Linked DNA regions of Homo sapiens: region 1 is linked to region 2. The links are chromatin loops, found by intact Hi-C in ENCODE. Cell type or tissue: PC-9. All regions are shown on one strand. Links, peaks and the distances in the headings refer to the core of each region. The heading gives the core; the rest is flanking DNA.

The links. Hi-C counts contacts between places; a loop is a spot of excess contacts. Peaks named below come from ENCODE experiments on the same cell type or tissue, not always from the same donor. Only the 100,000 strongest peaks of a DNase experiment are listed, where the experiment ranks them.
Region 1: a loop joins it to region 2, with 6 times the contacts of the local background. A loop is called at or near these places in 10 of 110 quality-filtered maps.

What each region holds. Positions count from the first base shown.
Region 1 is chr10:66,176,783-66,188,355 of GRCh38, forward strand. All of the region lies in intron 13 of CTNNA3 (catenin alpha 3), which reads right to left. Among named protein-coding and RNA genes, the nearest start is that of CTNNA3-AS1, 100 kb to the left of the region's middle. In PC-9, for the core only: a CTCF peak has its summit at 4,138 (motif pointing left); a DNase peak (open chromatin) is centred at 4,139.
Region 2 is chr10:66,920,465-66,932,037 of GRCh38, forward strand. All of the region lies in intron 7 of CTNNA3 (catenin alpha 3), which reads right to left. It overlaps LRRTM3 (leucine rich repeat transmembrane neuronal 3), which reads left to right and starts at 5,572. Exons shown (of 3, transcript NM_178011.5): 1 at 5,572-6,123; 2 at 6,457-7,988. The coding sequence starts at 6,120. All of the region lies in intron 3 of LOC101928961 (a long non-coding RNA gene), which reads right to left. RefSeq lists an enhancer at 4,959-5,815 and a silencer at 5,435-5,544. In PC-9, for the core only: CTCF peaks have their summits at 5,550 and 5,750; no DNase peak of the experiment used is centred there.

The DNA of each region.
Region 1 (11,573 bases), core at 3,021-5,520, 740 kb before region 2:
TCAGAACTGTGAGAAATAAATTTCTGTTGTTTATAAGCTACACGGTTTATGGCATTTTGTTACAGCAGCCCAAACAGACTAAGGCAGAGGCTTACATAAACCCTGTTCTGACCTCATGATTGTGAAATATTTTTAAATCACTGAAGTCTTAGGAAACTGCAAATAGTTTCTTAAGGGAAAAAAAAAAGTGTTCTTACTTAAAAGGAACTCTTGAACTTAGAGAACTAAGCGAAGGAGGGATCAGACGGTAACATAATTCTCTAAAGGCTTAAATCCGTGTAACACTCACAATGCAGAATAAACATGCACCCACGCACAACCTAAATCTAACCAGTTACTGCTGAAAACCTGAATGTTTTGGGGAAGTGTGCCAGAAAGCTCTAAAGATTTTTAAGCTTTTCCTGACCTCTTTATTTTCACTGAAATGCAAATATACATTTAAAAATCTGTTTACATAAACTGAAGAAAAAGAAATCAATATAAAATTTTCCAAATTTCCTGGATTTTAAGGTTAGAAGCAAAAATGAGAGAAGATATTTTCATAAAAAGTAAGAAAATAATCAGTTTTGATTCACTAGGTCCAAAAAATGAGTAGAAACATACATCTAAATGCACCAGATTTTTAAAAATTTTGTTCTTTATTTCAAGAACAACACTGCATTTTTGGAGGGATCTATTTTTTTCAGGGAAGAAAATATCACAATTTTGAAAAAAAAGAGACCAATATAATCTCCCTTTTTGAATTCTAGACGAACGATAAAAAGCGATTTTGTTAATGATTTTTTAAAAATGAGCTTTGCAACATATTGGCAGCCCTAGACTGAAGAATTTTACCGTTCTAATTACAAACAGTAGCAGTTATTTTATACTAAACATACCAAAACGTAAGTGAGCATTTTATATGAATATGAATTATTTCTACTGGGTACCTATATACATGTTTTAAATATTCTGTGATTTACCCAGAATCTAGTCAGAAGTAGGCCATTTTGATAAAAAGTGCCTTTAGAACATCGATGGGTAACTAAAAAATCTATGCATAATGTAAACATTCCAACTATTTGTTAAATAAGAAACATTTTTGATTATTACTTTTTTAAACTATATTCAATTTGGTTATTGGTAAAATTTAGTTTAAGGCAGGCATATTTCTTTTCATAATTTTGTTTTCTTTTTTCATGAACATTTATCATGTCCAGAAGGCAGGCATATTTCAATGAAGTAATGTTTATGCCTAGCTAACATTTTTTATTTTTAATGATATGATACTGGGTATATTAATGCAAAGATCCTACAATTTTATTTTATAAACTCTTACCTGATTTTGAATCCTTTTTTCAACTTTTCCAGTTATGCATGAAGACATCATACTTGAAAAACTAAATATAAATTAGCTTCTCTTTTGTAAAATAAAAACAAATTTGCAGGACTTCTGCTAGAGAGATGGATTAGGTATACATTCCTCTATTTTTTTTCTTAAGTAAAATATACAATTAAAAACCTTGAAATGAAAGTGTATATGTATGTGTATATATTACAGACACATATATATGTGTATACACATATATAGGGATATAGTTTATTAAGTACAACATACAACTACAAACCTTGAAAGTGTATATATATATATATATATATATATATATATATATATATATATACACACACAGATATAGAAAGAGAGAGGTACATACACAGACACACACACACATACACACACCCCTTAAGAGTTCTTAAACTTGACAGCAGAAATATATACCATAAAAGGAAAAATTGATAAACTGGATTTCATCCAAATTAGATTATATTACTCTGTGAAGAACTCTGTTAAGAGGATTCAAAAAACAAGCTACAGAGTTGGAGCACATATTTAAAAACCACAACATCAACAAAGGACTAGTATCAAGAATACATAAAGACCTCTCAACACTTAACATTAAAAAAATCCAGTTGGAAAATGGATAAAATACATGAGCAGATAATTTATAGGAGAATATATGAATAGTAAGCACACAAAAATTTGCTCACCATCTTTAGCCATTAGGAAGTTATAAATTAAAGCCACATGAAATATCATTACATACCTATCAGAATGGCTAAAATAAATAATAATGACAACACCCAATGTTAGTGATGACACAGAAACTGTGTCACTCATACATGGCTAATTGGAATGTAAAATGACACAACCACCCTGGAAAAGAGTTTGGCACTTTATTACAAAAACTAACCATGCAACTATTACATAATCAGCAATTGCCTTTCTGGGAATTTATCCCAGAGAAAATAAAAGCTATGTTCACCACAAAAACCTGTATATTAATGTTTATAATAGCTTAATTCATAATAGCCCCAAACTGGAAGACATCCTGATATGCTTTAATGAGTGAATGATTAAACAGACTACAGTATAGCCATATCATGGAATCTCGCTTAGCAATTAAAAAAACGAACCTACTAACGTATGCAAGAATCTGGATGAATCTCCAGACTTACGTTGAGTGAAAAAAAGTCAATCCAAAAAGGCTATATACTGTATGAAAAATTGTAGAGAGAATACTTTAATGGTTGACACTGGTTGAGGAAGGGTTGGGAGTTGGAGGGAAGTATATGTGGCTATAAAGGGTCAATAGGAGCAATCTTTATGGTGATGAAAATCGCCTGTATCTTAATTGTATCAATATCAGCACCCTGGTTGGAATACTGTACTATCGCTTTGCAAGGTGTTATTTATTGTTGGGTCTCTCCATATTATTTCTTATAAATGCCTATAAATCTATAGTTATCTCAAAATAAATAGATCTACTTAAAGATAAATGGCTAAATAAATAATTTGCAAGCTCTGAAAGGATCTCCATAAAGGCAATCACAAAGGAAAGCTCTTCTAGGTTTTTGAGATTTTTTTTCCATTTTTCATTTAAATTTTTAAGTTTTTCTACGGGAAACTTATACTGCTGTGGTAATAAGAAAGACAAAATATAATATGCTTGTAATCTAAAATATTTTTAAGATACAGTTTCATTCCTGTGTTCACATCAATACAATGTTCTATATATGAGAGGCAACTTCTAAATTCACCATCTGTCTATTATGAAAAATTTTATCCTGTGGTCAGGGTATTTTATAGCTAGAGTATAAACTTGTAATTTGAATAAAGAGTATGGGTTGAATAGTAGATGTGCCAGCTTTGCTTTTTTTCTATCTTAGAAATTTATAAAAAATTAAGTTTGCTTTTAAAACTTAAAAGTGTTAGTTCTGAACCCTAGAGATGCTGACCTAATGGCGGCATATTATGGCTGTATGCTGCCAATTAGATAAAAGCAGCATCAGGAATCATTTCATATCGCTTTGCTTGGCTGGAAGTGTGTGTGCACACAGATACATAAACACACTTCTAATTTCTGCAAAAGATCACTGTTAGTTCTTTAGAAAACTGCTGGCCTATTTTCAAAAGCCGAAAATGAGCTGGAGCCCAGTGCTGAACATCAGAAATCAAGAGGCAATCTAAGTGATGGTGACAGTAGGTTTTAGTGAATACAAAAGATGAAATGGTAGGAAGCTGGATAAAGATAATTCTGCTCCAAAATCCAAAGGGCAAGAGAACATAAAGATGTCAGAGGTCAGTATCATTGAGGAGGGAAGAGTTTTGTAGCTCTAATTGATTCTCCGGGCTCCTAGAGGGATTGAACTTCTTTTGGAAACATAAAGGTAGAGGGCATAAGCAGAAAATATATATCAGATACAAAACCAATTTCTCCCAGAATACATCTCAAAAAGTAATGTCATTAAATTCTGGAGCCCTGAAGCAAAATTCTTCAAAGTTGTCTCCTTGCAGTTTTCACAAGAAATAACCTTTGCCATACGCCCTGGGAAACTCATGTTTTCATCCGCAATATGGCAGTGCTTATCAGTCTGAAAAGATTATTCTGAGAAGTTACATAAACTTGTAAACTATTAAACCTTAAGTGAATGTAAAAATGTTACGTCATCTTCATTAGCATGCCTCCCTAAAACAATAGAGAGTGCTTAGCCTGAGAATCTGAGCTAAGCTTGAAGTGAAACACTACTCTGCTGTGTAATTCATTACTTGAAGAATTTACTTCCGGCCTAAATTCTGTTTAGTGGTAGGTCTGCCATCTAGTGGCCACTTACATAAATACAAGTTGTGATCATAAATTAAAGACCATATGAAAATACTAGGTCATCCAAATGGACCATTTCTAGTCCAAGTATAAAAAGGCAAAGAGGATTTGACTGATGGTAAGAAAATTTATATTCAGGGATCACTTAGAGGTAAGTGTGCTGACTCAAAACACTATGAGTACAAAAGCAAAGTAAAAAGTCATTTAGACTTATGTGGACTTCAAAATGAGAAATTTATATTCATAAACTTTCACTAAATTTAAAAGAAAGTAACCGTTGTGTTAACTTATTTATGTTTTCTCCTCATTATCTTTTAGTTCAATCACATTTATATTTTCTACTTAATGTAAACCATGAAATAAAATTTTCTTCAGTACTTGGATTTGTGCTGCCAATTTGCAGAATTGTCAGTTATTAAATAAAATGTAACACAGTTTCAGAACTTAAACTCTAAAATACAAAAACATAACATTGTTCACCTTCAAATAATACAATAACTTTTGGGGCTCTATTATTATTATTGCTTTCTTTGTTAATAGAAATGACAGGTAATGCTAGGCCTTTGATGCTCATTCTCTTGGCATAATTTTTAGTTATTTGTCCAAAGCTACACACTCCCACCCTCAGTTCCTTCCAGAGTGCTAACCTGAAAGCTTATATTTGTAAAAGCCCCATTATTATTAAAAAGCTCATTAACATACCTGCAAATGGTATTTGCACAGTGGCTAAGTACACTGAACACACCCTGAGAAGTATTTACTAAGCTAAATTCATCAGACAAGTGTACAATATTCACATTTCAGTGTTACAATTGTTATTTTTATTTATTTGGTTTTTGAGTTGGTATGCTTAAGAAGAGATTAAATCTACCTCCAAATTATAGTTCTTTGACATACTAATCAGTTACATTAAAGCCATTTAAATAAATAATATTTTAAAAATCCCCAAACCATTAGGCATGTTTTCATTATTGTTGTATCCAGTTACTTTCCCCTTAGGCTTATTATTATTGCTTGAAATAACAGGATGATATCATATTGTTCAAACTGGAAATATAGATAATTTTGCAATTGCTAATGTTGTGTAAAAATGTCCTATGATAATCCACAAACCAATAATCTGTATTGTTGATATCCTAACAAGTATTTGTAAAACACAGGCCAAATAATAAAACAATTCCCATTCCATACTTAATCCTTGATTTTATGGGGTCCCATTTATTTGTAATTTGTAAATATAATCTCTTACAATCAAGTATGGGAGCCTCAAAGTCATGAATGATCTCCAATTTAAGGTAAGAATGCTCATACATTTGCTTGTGGATACATTTCTTTTTTTTTTTTTTTTTGAGACGGAGTCTCGCTCTATCGCCCAGGCTGGAGTGCAGTGGCGCGATCTTGGCTCACTGCGAGCTCCGCCTCCCGGGTTCACGCCATTCTCCTGCCTCAGCCTCCCAAGTAGCTGGGACTACAGGCGCCCGCCACCACGCCTAGCTATTTTTTAATATTTTTAGTAGAGACGGGGTTTCACCATGTTAGCCAGGATGGTCTCGATCTCCTGATCTCGTGATCCGCCCGCCTCGGCCTCCCAAAGTGCTGGGATTACAGGCGTGAGCCACCGCGCCCGGCCGGATACATTTATTTCTAAATAAGAACATCTCATGTGGTTCCTAAGACTGATTATGCCAAGACCCATGTACTTCAAAATACGGCATTCCAATGTGTGGAATTTTCTTTTTCCACTCAATCTGTCTACTTTTTAACAACATGGCCAAACTCCCAGGATCTTAATGCCAAAAAAAGATGATTTTTTTTTAAAAGAAATAATTTAAGATCCTAAAATGAAAGCAAAATGTCCATCCTCGTGAACAACAAAGTCAGTCACAAGACTGAAACCATGGTCTATAATAATTTAAATTTATTTATTACTTACTCTATTATGTGTCAAACTTACCCTGAGTCAAAATCGTGAAGGTGAACGTAACATTAAATGTGCGTTTTCTTTAAACCACACTGTGATGAAATGGACTCTCACTCGGGAGTCTGGCTCCAGAGGCCTCACCCAGCAGAGTGTTCACTATCACAGAGGACTTTTCACACATTTCCTCGGAGAGGAGGGAAGAAATCCATCAAGAAAGGGGATTTATATTCCAAAATCACAAAATGGCTACTATATCAACTGGAGAAAAACTACTCACAGGAAGAAAAACAGCACAGAACAAACCTTTAGACAGTCCATGCCCTAGCACAGGATTTGGACAGACATAAGCCAAGGGCCAAATCTGGCTCTCTATCTCTTTTGTAAATAAAGTTTTATTGTAAATAAAGTTCAGTGGACACACCATGCCCATGTGTTCCCATATTGTATATATGTATATAACTTCTGTCTCCTTTTATTCATTGCCTTCTCTGTATGAGATATGCATTTCTCTTACCTCAATCAATAAAATCCAACCTATCGTGAAGGTATAACTTTGTATAATGGAATTAAATTGAATATATCATTTGGAGCCTTGTTTTTACATTTAATATTTTTTCTGAGATTTATGGATACTGCTGAATATAAGTGTAGCTTATCAATTTCCACTTTTTAAGTGCTATGGACTATTCAATTATACAAATCAATAAAAATTAACCTATACTATGCCAATGGGCATTGGGTTGGGGTTAACACTTTGGCTTTTCTCAGTAATGTTTCTATGAATGTTTTTGTACATATTTCTTGATTTACAAATGCAGCAGTTTTCGAGAGTTTTTACCTAAATGTTGATTTATTTTTGACATAGTTGGTAAACACTTGACATTGTGACTTTTTTTCTTTTTGGTTAGTAGTAAAAGGAATCTTTTGTGGGTTTTATTGATACCAATTATATACCAATTATCTTTTTATCATTGATTGCCATTTGTGTTTCATCTTCTATGAAAAGCCTATTCAATTTTTTGGCTTTTTCCAATCCTCCTCTCAGTTTGCTTGTCTTTTTACCTTATTGAATTGAAGGTGTTTTTTTAATATATTCTAGATACTACCTCTTTATCAATTATATGTTGCAAATATCTTCTCACTTTATAACTTGTATTTTGTGTATGAGGTTTTTATAAAAGAAAATTTTACGGCTCACGCCTGTAATCCCAACACTTTGTGTTGGGCAGATCACCTGAGGTCAGGAGTTCGAAACCAGCCTGGCTAACATGGCAAAACCCTGTCTCTATTAAAAAATACAAAAATTAGCTGGGCGCGGGGGTGGGCGCCTGTAATCCCAGCTACTCAGGAGGCTGAGGCAGGAAAATCACTTGAACCTGGGAGGCAGAGGTTGCAGTGAGCCAAGATTGCACCACTGATCTCCAGCTTGGGTGGCAGAGCAAGACTCTGTCTCAAAAACAAAAAAAGAGAAAATTTTAACTTTAATGTAGTTAAACTTACCTAAATTTTATTTTTATGGTATACAATTTTATATTTTGTTTAGTAAAACTTTCTCTGCCTCTGAGGTAATATAGGTATTGTTCCATATTATAACCTAAAAATGTTAAATAATCTAGAATCTACTGTTGTACAGTTCTAAGAAAGAGATAAATCCCTTTATTATACAAATAACCAATTTTTTTCAGCATCATTTATTAAGAAGTCTATCTTTCGTCATTGTTTTGCAACGTTAACTCTATACTATAAATCACGTTTCCATAGATATGAAAGTCTTTTCCTGGACTCTATTATTTCAGACTGTTCTCATTGGAACAACGTGACAATGCTTAATCTTTTAATTCTGTATTTCCTTTGTATACTTTTAGCCAATGTTGTGCTTATCAGTACAGATATAAAATTGTTATATCATCCTGTCAAATCAAACCTCTTATCATTATGTATTGACTCTCTTCATTCATACTCTTTATTCCTACTAATGCATTTTGTCCTAACTACATAAGTATTATTATGGGTAGTGTTCACCAGATACACCTTTATTTATCTCTTTACTTTTAATATTTGTATTCAGAGAAATCTGATGTGCAGAACAACACTGTTATGCCATGAATTAGACTGTTGTTGAATATTCACTGGAAGAGTATTTTTGTACGGCCTTGCTCTAAACTTTCTAAATGAAGTAATTATTGTCATGTCCCATGCAACTGTGTGCATAGCACTCACCACTAGCATAGCTATTGACTGGGTATAACATATAAGACCTCTCCTATCTTTCCTACTGAATCTTCTAAATTAGTTGATTACTAAGTTAGAAACAATGTACTAAACAATGAGGTTTTTATTTACAATAGCAATAACAATTTCGGTAAATAAATAGAGAAAAACATCACTTTTGAATAACACAATTAGTAGATAGAGTTGGAGGATGGTAAATACCAGAGACAACAGTAATCTAGAGCAATATTAAATAAAAGTTCTGAAGATTATTCAGATATAACCTTACCCCCACTTAATAGTTAGGATACCTTTTAAAAATGCTTCAAAGAGCATTATTTGTACCTCCATAAGTAACAAAATATTGAAATGAGCTATTAAAAGTTATAAATGAATTCATGAAAACAATGCATTTGAAAAAAATCTATATAATAATACTGCACGAAAAATGACAGAAAGACATAAAACTTTACATCAGGAATCTGTCTGAAAATATCAAGATTTCAGTAATGTATTTTATTCACAGAGAAGCTTGCTCTCCTACGCAAAATTTGTCTAAAATGTTACCACATTAGTGAATCTAATGAATTCCAAAGTCCCAGGTTCCTGTAGGTTTTCAGCTTTACAGAAATGATCAAAATTGAGTGTCTCAATGTATTATTTAATTAAAAAAAGTTTGTCTGAAGTTTACAAGCCAAAAAGTAAAAATTATATATGGGTAATACTTTACAGATTTTTTTGAAGGGTAGTTGTGGATTTTTTAAAATGTCTTATCTAATATTTAGATAAGAACCCAAATAAAGTATATTGTCAATGTGAATATGTATACTTATATATATGTATACACAAACATCTCTCTCTCATCACACACTCTCTCTCTCTATATATATATACACATACACATATATATACACGGATATGTACACACATACACACATATAAAAATATATATGTTCAATGGATACAAAGTTATAGTTAGGAGGAATAAGTTCTAGTGTTTAACTGCACAGTAAGGTAACTATAGTCTGAACTAATGTGTATTTCAAAATAGCTAGAAGAGAGATTTTGAATGTTCTCATCATAGAGAACTGACAAGTGTTTGAGGCAATGGATATGCTAATTACACTGATTTGATCATTACACAATGTATATAGGTACCAAAACATCACACTGTACCAAATATGTACAGTTATTATGTGTCAATTAAAAACAAAATAAAATGTGAGTGTGTGTGTGTGTGTGTGTGTGAGAGATAGAGAGAGAGAGATGAGTGTGTGTTGGAAAGCTTACAATTTTAAAGTAAAAATTCAACTTTGGAAAAATTCACTAGTGATGTCAGTGTTATAATTTAAGTCTTAAGGAGAGATTAAGAAGATAAGTATGCTTAAAATGTGTATGCTTAAAGAAAATCTTCATCATTTTCTTAAATACTTGATGCTTCACATTGATAATTCCAACTGAATTAAATTAGAAATTCATCTGCATTATCATAAGATATATCAACATTTCATATGTTAATAAGAGATTTAAAGAATTCTCACTCTGAAATATAATTTAAAGAAATAAAATTATCTGAACTCAGGTTATTGTCAAGACTGGTTTTATGGTTTTATCCAGTCAAGAAAAGGCATTCAGGACATTTGTTATTAACTACTTGTGCAAACAATGTTAAACATCAATGAAGACTATCAAGAATTTGGTGTCGTTGTGGGCAGCAGTAATCCCAATATTACTTCCAAAAATCTTCTTCTCCATAAAAGCAACAAGAACACTGCAAAAAAAAGGTGAACTTCAACTTTTTTAGGACTCTGGAGATTAAGCAAAAGGTTTCAATTATATAGGTAATGTTTATTAGAAAAATAATCGCTGAATCTTGGTAAAACATGAAGTTTTGTGATGTTTTAACTTGCCCCAATATTGTCTCCCTCTCTCCAAGCCTGTGATTGCCTTGAAAACCAGCAGTTCAACGATCATAGTAAAAACCAGAAGTGTAGCAATGCCTGGAGGGAGCAGAATAGATTTAGAGCTCCTCCAAAATCTAATTCCCAAGCAACTGTCATTATTTGACTTGCTTCTGGAAAATCCTATGTGCAAAAATATTTGGCTTGTTCCCTGGAAAATCCCACGTGCAAAACTTGTTACTTGAGCTAAGTCAGAGCTTATCCAGTGCAGAAAGCTGTTTCCCTGTAGGCAGTTACTACAAAGAATTAGCAGCAATTGTTAAATATTGTGGTTAGCTGAACTGGTGACAGCAGTTAGGAAAAAACAACAAGGCAACCACAAAAAAGGAAAAGCTAGGAATGAGTTATTCATAGGTGGATTAGAAAAGTTCTGTGATAATCCTGGGAATCTAGAATGCCACACTTAACGCTTACAAGTTTGTGTATGCCCAAGAAAAACTAGAGAAGGCCCTATGCTGTCATGCTGTCATCTCTAGATGATGTTGAGCTTCTGTGCAAGCAGGAAGTGAGGCCTAAAGTGGTGTTGCAAGCAGCCTGACTGGGAATTGAAGGTGTACCACAACGTGCACCCTGAGCTCCTCAGCAAAAGCTGGGAGACTTATTGGTTCCAGCCTGTAAGAAAATCTCTATCAATTTTTTAGCTAACTAATAAGTTAACCAATAAGAAAGTTTAGTGTCCACCCATAAAAAGAATGCTAATTTTACAGAACTAATTCAGGAAAGTCATTAAACAAATAAACAACAGCAACAGCAACAACAAAAACCAATCATAGGAAAAGGAGGCAGAGAGAGTTAGCAAATTATATTATTTAAGATGTCTAGTTTTCAATAAGGAATTATGAGAAAAACAAATAAAGGGCCATTCACAGGGAGAAAAAAAGCAGTGAATAGAAACTGTCCCTAAGGAAGCTCATACATTGGACTTACTAAATAAAGACTTTAAGCAATTTTGAATATGTTCAAAGAAAATTATGGAAGTAAGTCTCACAAAACAAAGACTTAGAAATAAAGAGACAGAAAATATAGAAAATCACCAACTAGAAATTTTGGAGTTGAGAAATACTATCACTAAGCTTGAAAATTAACTAGAGGTGCCCCAAACCAGATTTAAATGGAGAGAAAAAAGAATCAGCAAACATGAAGACAGATCAATTGAGGTTATTTAACCTGACAACAGAAGTAAAAAGAATAAAGGAAAATGAACAGAGTGCCCCAGAAACCTAAAAGATACCATCAAGTGTACTAGCATACTTACCTTTTATTAACTATCTATAGTCCTCATGTTGTACATTTGATTCCTAGACTTATTTATCCTGCATCATTGCAATTTTGTACCCT
Region 2 (11,573 bases), core at 4,278-6,777:
ACTGCCCTCCAAGGCCATATGCAAAGATGTTGCCTCTGTCTAGTTCATTTGAATGGAAATCCATTTGCTATTGTTTGGGGGCTAATTTTGCAAATCATTTCATAACTTTCTGTTCAAAAACTACCTTTAAAATATTTAAAAATATATCATGGTGCTTTGAGGCTTAAGATTAAGAAATATTTTCAAGAACTAAAGTCTCATAAAAATGAAGGAAAGCAAGAGCCAAATCCAGATTTAATCCAAATGTGTTAAACTCTTGGTCTTGCTCACAAAATGTGACCCACGAAAACAGTTATGGCTTCACCATCCCTAGGGTTGCTTAGCCAATAAAAATGAACCATCTTTACTTTCCCTCTTTATTTCATACCTCCACTTCTATTTCCTTAGAAAAGTTCTGTTGATTTTATTGTAAATATATCCCGAATCTAACCAATGCTCACCACTTCCACTGCTAACACCCTGGCCCAAACACCATCATCTATCTCCTGGATTGATATGGTGGCCTCGTTACTGTGTCCCCTGCTAAGAGTGATCATCTCAGTCAGTCTGTGCTTCTATAAACAAAAATACTATATCCTGGGTGGTTTAAACAGTAAGCATTTATTTCTCACAGTTCTAATGGCTGGGAAGTCCAAAATGAAGGTAACAGAAGACCTGATGTCAAAGACAGCCTGATTTCTGGCTTCTTAATAGCTGCCTTCTCTTGTAGCAGAGAGAGAGAAGAAGCAAGCTCTCTCATTTCTGTCTCTTTTTATCCTTATAATCCCACTGATCTGTCATGAGGGCTCCAATACCATGACCTAATTACCTCACAAATGCTCTATCTCCAAATACCATCACATTGGGAATTGGGGTTTCAATATATGGCTTTTGGGGACGGTAAATGAGAACATCCGATCCACAGCAGTGATCCTTTTAATAGGTTATTTGATCACATACTAACTCTGCACAAAAATCTCCAGTTAGCTCCCCGTTTTCTCCATAATAAAGCCAGTATTCTTAGAATGTCATCCAAAGCCCTCCATGACCTCCATCTCCAATTATTCTATCACTTGGTCTCTCCATTCTAGACTCATTGGCCTCCTTGTTGTTCATGGAACACATGATCTGCTTCCACATTAGGCCTTTGCACTGGCCACTCCCCATATATACATTTAAGTCTCACAAGCTCATATCCTTCAAGGTTTGCTCAGGCCAGTTTCTTAATGGCCCTAACCATCCTATTTAAAACTCAGCCCACCTCATACCTTGCACTCCCAATCTTCCTTATATTTTTCTTTTTTTTCATAGTACATATGACCTACTAATATACTGTATATGTTTATTTTTAATTGTCTGTCTTATCCCTTTAGAATGTAATCTTCACAAGGGTACAGGCCTTTATTTTGCACACAGATGTATTCCCAGTGTCTGGAACAGTGTTTAGCACACAATGGTTATTCAAATTAAATATTTGTAAAATAAATAAAATATCTGAAGTCAACAACTGTTAAGATATCAGTCCATTCTCTTTCAGTTATGAATTTCTAAGTTTATATCTGGCAACTCAGTTTCATATTGGACTAAAATTTGGCAGTATTGCCAAACTGAGATTTGATTTATTTACCCAATTTAAACAAAATATGTTTAGCTATTTGAAGTCCTATAAGCACAATAAAATAAAAAGTCTTTAGATACATGACACTATTTTTATAATTGTATAAATCATTAAGGCCCTGGATGCATTGGGGATATTTAACTCGTCAGGTAGTTTACGGTTTGTTCTGTATGCGATATTAAGTGCAAAAGAAGTTGCTAGTTTCTAAATACATAATGCAATATAATTTTGCTTCTGCTGAAAGGCAAATCAGAAATAATCAGCTCGCTATAGTCGACAAGTAAAAGGAGAAAAAACTTTTAAAAAGTATACAGGCAAATTACTAAAATCTTTTAGAACACAGTCTTTTCTTTTTCTCTTGAGGGACTACTCTATGTCTTTGCAGTAACTTCTGCAGCCTCAAGTATTCAGTGTGGCTTAGAATCACATTATTTTGTTTTGGATTTCTCAACTAGCCTCATGGATAATCTTCCCTCTTCAAACAATTTATTATCCTGAACCAGATCAGACCTGGTTGTGATGCCGACTTAAGGGGTCGTGCCAAAGTAGGGGCCATACACAGTTCCTGGAGGCTGACTCAGTCCAAGAGTGGCTACTGATTACTGTTGAGAAAGAGATTGATGGTCAGTATTTTTTTCCTTAATATTATTTCATTATGAACATTTTTCCTTGTCAATCAATACATTGCTACCAAAGCAATTTTTGTTGTAGCACATCATTCCTGTCATATAGTTTTGTTTTATTTTTATTTTATTTTTTATTTTTGTGGGTACATAGTAAGTGTGCATGTTTATGGGGTACATGAGATGTTTTGATATAGGCATGCAATGTGTAATAATCACATAAGGGTAAGTGTGGTATCCATGCCCTTAAGCATTTACGCTTTGTATAAAAAACAATCCAATTATACTTTTAGTTATTTTTAAATGCACAATTAATTCATTATTGACTATAGTCACCCCATTGTGCTAGCCAATACTAGGTCTTATTTACTCACTCTAATATTTTATACCCTCAGTTGTTAGTATTAAGACTAAATAAATATTAATCATAAGATCCAAAGGGTAGGTGTAAAGTCAGAACTATGCAGTAAGATAAGATCAGGAACCAAGATAAAAGAAAAATGTCTGAAAACTAAGAGCAATGTGTGTAACACAGCAGAGAATAATATTCACCGTAAATAATTCAAGAAGATTTATCCCAGGAAAAGCAAAGTGAGAGCCCACATTCTCAGTGGGTTCCTCTGTTCTTCTGTCAATGGGAAGTAAAGTATGATGAGCAAGAAGCACAAAGTTAATGGGTCCTCCAGCCTCCTGGAGTGGCTCTCTGCAGCTCTTGGGCAAAACAGATGTCTCAATGACTACGTGGGAGAGTGAGGGGAAAACTCAGAGCCTTTCAAGCAACAGAGGTGTGAGAGAGAAGTTATCAATATAATTCTCATTAGTCTGTTTTTGAGAGATACAAGTTGTCAAGCCCATTTGGGATATTAAATGATAAGGGTTCAGTATTACCCTTCTGTGCTGTGCAAAGGAGAATAGTCAAAAGCATATTTACTGTTCTCATGAAATTTGTAGTTTAACTATGAAGACAAGATATCTGTGAAAAGTAAAGATCACTTTCTGATCAACTAAGTTTTCTCACTTTCTAGTTTTTGTCTTTGTATATACCTCCTTTAAGAATACTTTCTCCAAAATTGTTTCCAGTCTCACTGACTGAGGAAATTTTCAGGACTCAATCCCATGTACAAATGTTGAACATTACATAATCAGTTATACTATATCCATTGTACTTGTGACTGATATAAAAACATATTTTTTTCAATAGCTATTTATTGCATGTCTGCAATGTGCCAAGTGCTGTTGTAGATATTAGGAAAAATGAAGTAGACAAAACATTGTCTTTGTCCTTGTGGAACTTACATCTCAGTATTATAAGTGTGCAAACCCTCTCTTCCTACTAGGAGAAAATATTATTTTTAATCATTCCTTCACAGTGAGTTTCTTAAACTTATTTCATCAGAGACTATTGAAAAGCACACACTCTTCCATCCCCCTAGAATGAGAATCCTGGGGGAGGGATTGGGCAGTCTATCTTTTTAAGAAACTCACTGGATGTTTCATGTGCATTCACAGCTTAGGTAACTCTGGGGGAAAGCACTGCCCTATTAAGAACATACTGCCCAAGGAATTGGTAATATCCATTGTACTATATCTGTAGGACCCCTTTTGATTGTCATTACTAGCCTTTATCAAACATCTCATCCTTGGAGAATGTGAAAGCTCTCCACGGTTTTCCACAGACAGTTCACCTAACAAAAAACAACAAGGCAAACTTTTTCAAGAATACCATTATTTTTAAATAAAATGCCTCTACATGGCAGATGTTATTATGTTCTACTTTGGAGATGAAAAGAATCGAACATTATTAGTCATGATCCACAGAACCAGAAGATTTATTTTAAAGATAAAGTTCAGATGATGAACATAAAGGAAGTTATCTCATCAAAGAAGGCAAGACTGAGTAAATCTCAGAAATCCACCATGTACAATATTTAAAAATGCTCACTAAAGTTGTTCTTTGTGAGTTAATGAAGGTCAGTATAGTCAATATTCAGTACGTAATCCTAGCAAGTACAAATAAAGTTAATATTATTCAAATATCTTACACAGGCTTATTGCATGCAACACACTGTTCTAAGTAACATACAGATATTAAAATGACTTAATTCTCAAAACATGAAGTGAGTTTTTGTTTTTATGCCCGTTTTGCAGATGAGAAAACTGAGGCATAGGGAAGGTAAGTAACGCGCTTAAGGTTACATAGCTGGTAAATTGTAGCCAGGAGTTGGAATCTAGGTGCCAAAATCTATGCTGTTAATCACTAAACTACGCTGCCTTAGTTTTTATACTTCTTTAGGAACCTCAGACCAAAAGAAATTTAGGCAATTCTAATAGAACAAGCAAGAATTTGCTAATCACAGCTTCCTTGCCCCAATCCTTTAATCGGCTTCATTTTCACTGACTTCTTTTTTAAATGAAGATAACAATGTTGTTGAACAGGATCATCTAGTGGTTAGTGGTTCGGCATAAGAATGACTCGCTTCTGAAGCTCAGCTCTAGCACTCGCTTGCTGTATGACCTTGAGAAAGTTACCTCCCCAAGTCTGTTTCCTCATCTTTAAAAGAGAGGTTATAATAGGACCCACATCATACTATTGTTTAAAGAGAAAACAACGTAGCCCATTTAAAGCACTTAGAAAGTGCTCCATAAATATTATTAGTGTAATAAATAGCAGCAACATCAATAAAGTATGAACCAAATGATCTCTTGATTCGTATCCTAACACTAAAAATGGTTTATTTCCCTTCTAATTAAAAGAGAATTACAACAACCAAAACAACAAACGAAACTATAGCCATAAAATCAATTATATCGTCTGTGAGAAAACCGGAAAGGCTATTGGACACATTAATTCACTTGTCATCAGTCATCCCCTCTATTCCAAAATGTTTGTGTTCTAACATCCTGAGACACCTTGCATAATATAATCACTGTGACTCCAAGAGGTCAAATGGGCAGGCAGTTAATGCTTCTCTGTGAAAAGCTCAATAATTCATTTTATAAATTTCAGTTTAAAGCCTGCGTTGAGGTTAAGAAAAATTGACGTTCGGTCTGTGAACTTAATGTCAAGCTCCAGAAAAACTCTGGGCAGCACATGTTTAGCAATTAAGTGGACACAGACAATAAAGACGTTGCCAAATTGTAAAACAAGACTTGGAAATCACAGAAAATGTTGCTAGTTATTGATCACGGTGACCATTCAGTTCCTACTGAGCCACCCAAAAGAATCATTCATTTTCCAGCAGAGAGCCTGCTCATTTGCAAGATAAAAGAGAGACATTTCTGCACATGCCCATAATGTTCTTCACCACTGGGGGCAGCTTTACATAAGACTGCATTCACTGAAACCAAAGCAACAGTCCGAGCAGCTTTCAGAATGACAGTCTGCAGAAGTGAGCTGAGCGTGTGCGCGGTACGGGGCTCTCCTGCCTTCTGGGCTCCAACGCAGCTCTGTGGCTGAACTGGGTGCTCATCACGGGAACTGCTGGGGTATGGAATACAGATGTGGCAGCTCAGGTAGCCCCAAATTGCCTGGAAGAATACATCATGTTTTTCGATAAGAAGAAATTGTAGGATCCAGTTTTTTTTTTAACCGCCCCCTCCCCACCCCCCAAAAAACTGTAAAGATGCAAAAACGTAATATCCATGAAGATCCTATTACCTAGGAAGATTTTGATGTTTTGCTGCGAATGCGGTGTTGGGATTTATTTGTTCTTGGAGTGTTCTGCGTGGCTGGCAAAGAATAATGTTCCAAAATCGGTCCATCTCCCAAGGGGTCCAATTTTTCTTCCTGGGTGTCAGCGAGCCCTGACTCACTACAGTGCAGCTGACAGGGGCTGTCATGCAACTGGCCCCTAAGCCAAAGCAAAAGACCTAAGGACGACCTTTGAACAATACAAAGGATGGGTATGTTTTGTCATTTTTCTTCTTTCCTTCTTAAAAACAAAAAACAAAAAACCTCTAGTGTGTGTAATAATTCTGCCTTAATTATTTTAGAGATTACCTTGCTCTGCTCTAAGACTATGAATTTATTTGCTTAGTGGCATGTTTCCTTGTTTAACTATTTAAAAAAACAAAACACTAAAGACAATTCTCTTTAATTACAAAGAGATAATATGTGATGTTAAGTGTTATTTAGATTTAAATTTTTAAAAATGAAAAATATATGCCTATTTTTGCTTGATTAAGGATTAATTCTTTTTTGGGGGGATAACTTTTCTAAGTTGTTTTTATTTCCAGGTTTCAATGTAATTAGGCTACTGAGCGGATCAGCTGTAGCACTGGTTATAGCCCCCACTGTCTTACTGACAATGCTTTCTTCTGCCGAACGAGGATGCCCTAAGGGCTGTAGGTGTGAAGGCAAAATGGTATATTGTGAATCTCAGAAATTACAGGAGATACCCTCAAGTATATCTGCTGGTTGCTTAGGTTTGTCCCTTCGCTATAACAGCCTTCAAAAACTTAAGTATAATCAATTTAAAGGGCTCAACCAGCTCACCTGGCTATACCTTGACCATAACCATATCAGCAATATTGACGAAAATGCTTTTAATGGAATACGCAGACTCAAAGAGCTGATTCTTAGTTCCAATAGAATCTCCTATTTTCTTAACAATACCTTCAGACCTGTGACAAATTTACGGAACTTGGATCTGTCCTATAATCAGCTGCATTCTCTGGGATCTGAACAGTTTCGGGGCTTGCGGAAGCTGCTGAGTTTACATTTACGGTCTAACTCCCTGAGAACCATCCCTGTGCGAATATTCCAAGACTGCCGCAACCTGGAACTTTTGGACCTGGGATATAACCGGATCCGAAGTTTAGCCAGGAATGTCTTTGCTGGCATGATCAGACTCAAAGAACTTCACCTGGAGCACAATCAATTTTCCAAGCTCAACCTGGCCCTTTTTCCAAGGTTGGTCAGCCTTCAGAACCTTTACTTGCAGTGGAATAAAATCAGTGTCATAGGACAGACCATGTCCTGGACCTGGAGCTCCTTACAAAGGCTTGATTTATCAGGCAATGAGATCGAAGCTTTCAGTGGACCCAGTGTTTTCCAGTGTGTCCCGAATCTGCAGCGCCTCAACCTGGATTCCAACAAGCTCACATTTATTGGTCAAGAGATTTTGGATTCTTGGATATCCCTCAATGACATCAGTCTTGCTGGGAATATATGGGAATGCAGCAGAAATATTTGCTCCCTTGTAAACTGGCTGAAAAGTTTTAAAGGTCTAAGGGAGAATACAATTATCTGTGCCAGTCCCAAAGAGCTGCAAGGAGTAAATGTGATCGATGCAGTGAAGAACTACAGCATCTGTGGCAAAAGTACTACAGAGAGGTTTGATCTGGCCAGGGCTCTCCCAAAGCCGACGTTTAAGCCCAAGCTCCCCAGGCCGAAGCATGAGAGCAAACCCCCTTTGCCCCCGACGGTGGGAGCCACAGAGCCCGGCCCAGAGACCGATGCTGACGCCGAGCACATCTCTTTCCATAAAATCATCGCGGGCAGCGTGGCGCTTTTCCTGTCCGTGCTCGTCATCCTGCTGGTTATCTACGTGTCATGGAAGCGGTACCCTGCGAGCATGAAGCAGCTGCAGCAGCGCTCCCTCATGCGAAGGCACAGGAAAAAGAAAAGACAGTCCCTAAAGCAAATGACTCCCAGCACCCAGGAATTTTATGTAGATTATAAACCCACCAACACGGAGACCAGCGAGATGCTGCTGAATGGGACGGGACCCTGCACCTATAACAAATCGGGCTCCAGGGAGTGTGAGGTATGAACCATTGTGATAAAAAGAGCTCTTAAAAGCTGGGAAATAAGTGGTGCTTTATTGAACTCTGGTGACTATCAAGGGAACGCGATGCCCCCCCTCCCCTTCCCTCTCCCTCTCACTTTGCTGGCAAGATCCTTCCTTGTCCGTTTTAGTGCATTCATAATACTGGTCATTTTCCTCTCATACATAATCAACCCATTGAAATTTAAATACCACAATCAATGTGAAGCTTGAACTCCGGTTTAATATAATACCTATTGTATAAGACCCTTTACTGATTCCATTAATGTCGCATTTGTTTTAAGATAAAACTTCTTTCATAAGTAATCCCCCACATTCGCTGTTAGCCTCCTGGTGGGACCAAATCTACAGTTATAGAAGGTTTGCACCTCACTGGCAAATCAAGGAAAGAGGTGAATGATTCCAGGTGCTCGGAGCTTGAGCTGATTCTTGGAGATGACTCAGTTATGGGAACATTTTACAGACAGGCAGAGCCTTTAAACCAATGCCTGACTTAGAAAAGAAAATTGCAGGAAACTATCAAAAGATGGTGCTAGGTTAAAGCAGCACCCTGAGCAGTTTCCAGAGGTGTCTGAATTACAGTAAGGCAAGCACAGGGACAAAGTGATGAAGGGTTAAAATACTGCAAGCAGACAACTGCAAAATGTGAGGAGATGACAAAAATGTAAAGTTTTCGACTCAGCCTTGTCTCTGAAACCCATCTCTGTAAAATCAGACTAGAGGTTTCACTGCCAATTTCTTCTAGCCTGTATGTTTCATAAATAAATAAATGAAACAGCATTGAGAAGCCAGATTTCTCCACCACACCTCACATTAGTTAGGGAGTTTTCAGATAAGGTTCGCGAATGGGAAAGCAGCTTGCTACAGGCATGTGGTTGAGAGCTTACCAGAATTTCTCTTTCCAGTTTTTTCGAAGACCCTAATGTAGTTAGTAGAATCCTTAGCTCTGTCCTGTTCTGTTCAGAATTTGTCAGGCTGCCCTGTTGTGTTCCATTACATGTCCTGCACACACCAGTCCCCTAATGACAGACACTTCATTCAGATGTGTAAAGAGAACACATTCCAAGACGTGCCTTCCACCCACAGCCTCATTGAAAAGGACGACTTTGATAACACCTTAATAAATGTATAAAACGAATCTTAGAGGAAAAAAGACCAACACTATGACAGTTCTCTGTTGCTTTTCTATTGCTGACATTACAATGTCCCTGCGTTCATCTGTATTGTGAACTCATCCATCAGTACAGTTCTGTACAGACCCTGTTGGCAATCTGCAAGCTGCATGCATGTTTTTATGTCATTGGTGAAAGTTTATTGACTGCAGCACGAATATCATAGCTTCCATATTTGAGTAACTTGAACCACAGTCAATTAAGGTTTTTAGAAAGATATATTTAGTCTGTATTCTCCTTCATCCTCCAAAATGAACAGTTCTATTATAGAAGCAAATATCAGGAACTGCAACATTGAGGCTGTTTCATTTAATTTGGCTTGCCAACCCCTACATCTTTAACCATGTCCCTCTTCTCTGAAAACAGAATCACTGCAGCAACAAAGAAAAAGTGAATGGCTATTTTTACTAATTTTTTTTTATTGTTTGGGGGTTTTTCATATGCTGAGAGGAAAAATCTAGGCAAGTCACCATAAAATAAAATTTTAAGGATGCCAGATCATTAAAATCATACTTTTATAAGCAATAAAGAAAAAGAAATAGTTAAAGTGGATTTCTCAAGGTACTTTGATATTGATTAAATCTTACAATAGATGCCACTTCAGAAAAACATCTTAGTTACAATGTTTACCCATGAATAATTGTTGAATATACATGTATTCATGACAAAAAGTCACATATTTCCAATGGATTAATAATGCAGATACTTCCTCACAGCTTACTGGATGACTGAGCTTATTGTGATTTTTTTACTGAAGTTGTAACTTTACATTTTTCATAAAGCATCAGTAAATACATATTCCATCTTAAAAAGAAATTTTCTTTGGCTAGCCTCATTTTTATCTGTACTAAAGATGTTTGTATTAATGAAATGCAGTCTTAAAGTGAAGAACCCCATTTCTATTCTTTTTCACTTAACCTTCTGCCTTACTTGTGATGGATACCAAATATATTTAGGCAAGGAATACTTATATTTTTGAATTATTGCAAATTCTCAATGCCATGGTGCTACTAGTATATATAAAATATGCTTGCTGTATTGAAAAGCATTCCTAAAATTCAAAGCTACTTGGAATATAAAATATGATATAACACTAAATGAATCACCAATATTTTGAAAGCTGTCACTTTTTAATGCCTAACTTTACTAATAAACATAATAATAGATAAGAACGAAAATAAAATCCCTTAGGTGGTAAAACTCATTTTGATTTGGGACATGAAATTATGGGAAAAAAGTTCTTTCTTTCTCCTCACTCTTTGAGAATGAATCTTCTGTAATTCTCAGTATCTTCTGAGCACAGATATATAATTCTTGTAGATTTAATAACTAGTTTACCACTGTAAATTTTAAAACGCCAACTGCCAGTCTCCTGCTCAAAAGTTGTTGCCTCACCTCCATCCCATGGTACTTTCTGGACTACATATCATAAATCTATTTGTATAAGTATTTCAAGTTCATGCAGATTAGAGAAATGTGATTGATATTTATTTTTCTAGTACGTATTTACATAAAATATTGGACTTCCCTCAAAGGTGACAACAGTTAAAAAAAAAAAAAAAAAAAGCCTGACCTGTTGAACTATACAACAGAACACAGAATACTTTGCTTTACCAAAACAGAGAAGAAATGGGATTTAGTCTCTAAACTTCATGTGAGTTTTTTTCCATTTTTATTAACCCCAGTACACATAGTGCTACCACAGCATGTAGTTAAATAGTCCCAGTGCCACAGTCTTGTAAGCAATACTTATGCAAGATATATTGCATTGAAATGAGTTTGTATTTTCCAAGGACGTTGACATTACATCTTTTCAAAGAATTTAAACAATTTTTTACTTGATTTGGTGAGTGAACTACCTAAGTAGACAGGCAGTAAATTGTCTTTCTATGGAGCAGCAGTGACCTCTAGTGTCTGGTTAGACTAACCACAGCTATTCACACATTTTAGCTTTTTATCCTGAATCCTTATGTAAACGTGGTTTACAACATGTTTTTTGACTAGTAAATCAGATTTGAATTTTATTTAATTCATTTCCTTGGGAAATATAATTATAATGTAATTTTTGAATGTTATACTTTTCATTTTGACTTTTATAGTAATGCTGGAACAGAGGCCATAGAATTGGTACTGAAGGCTAGAAATAAGTGTCCAAGATGAAAAGCGAGTAATAACGCAATAAGAATAGATAAGAAATATTTTAGAGTGCTTATACTCATCGATGCTGGCTAAGCATTTTGATATTTTTATTAAAGGGGTTAATATTTTTCATCAGCAAGATACATGTAATTTAGGTAGGAAAAACAAATTTTAATATTATATCAAAAGAGTCAGCATCAGTCATTTACTGGTCAGGGATATGTCAAAGGTGTCAAAGGAGGGGGGCCTCCCC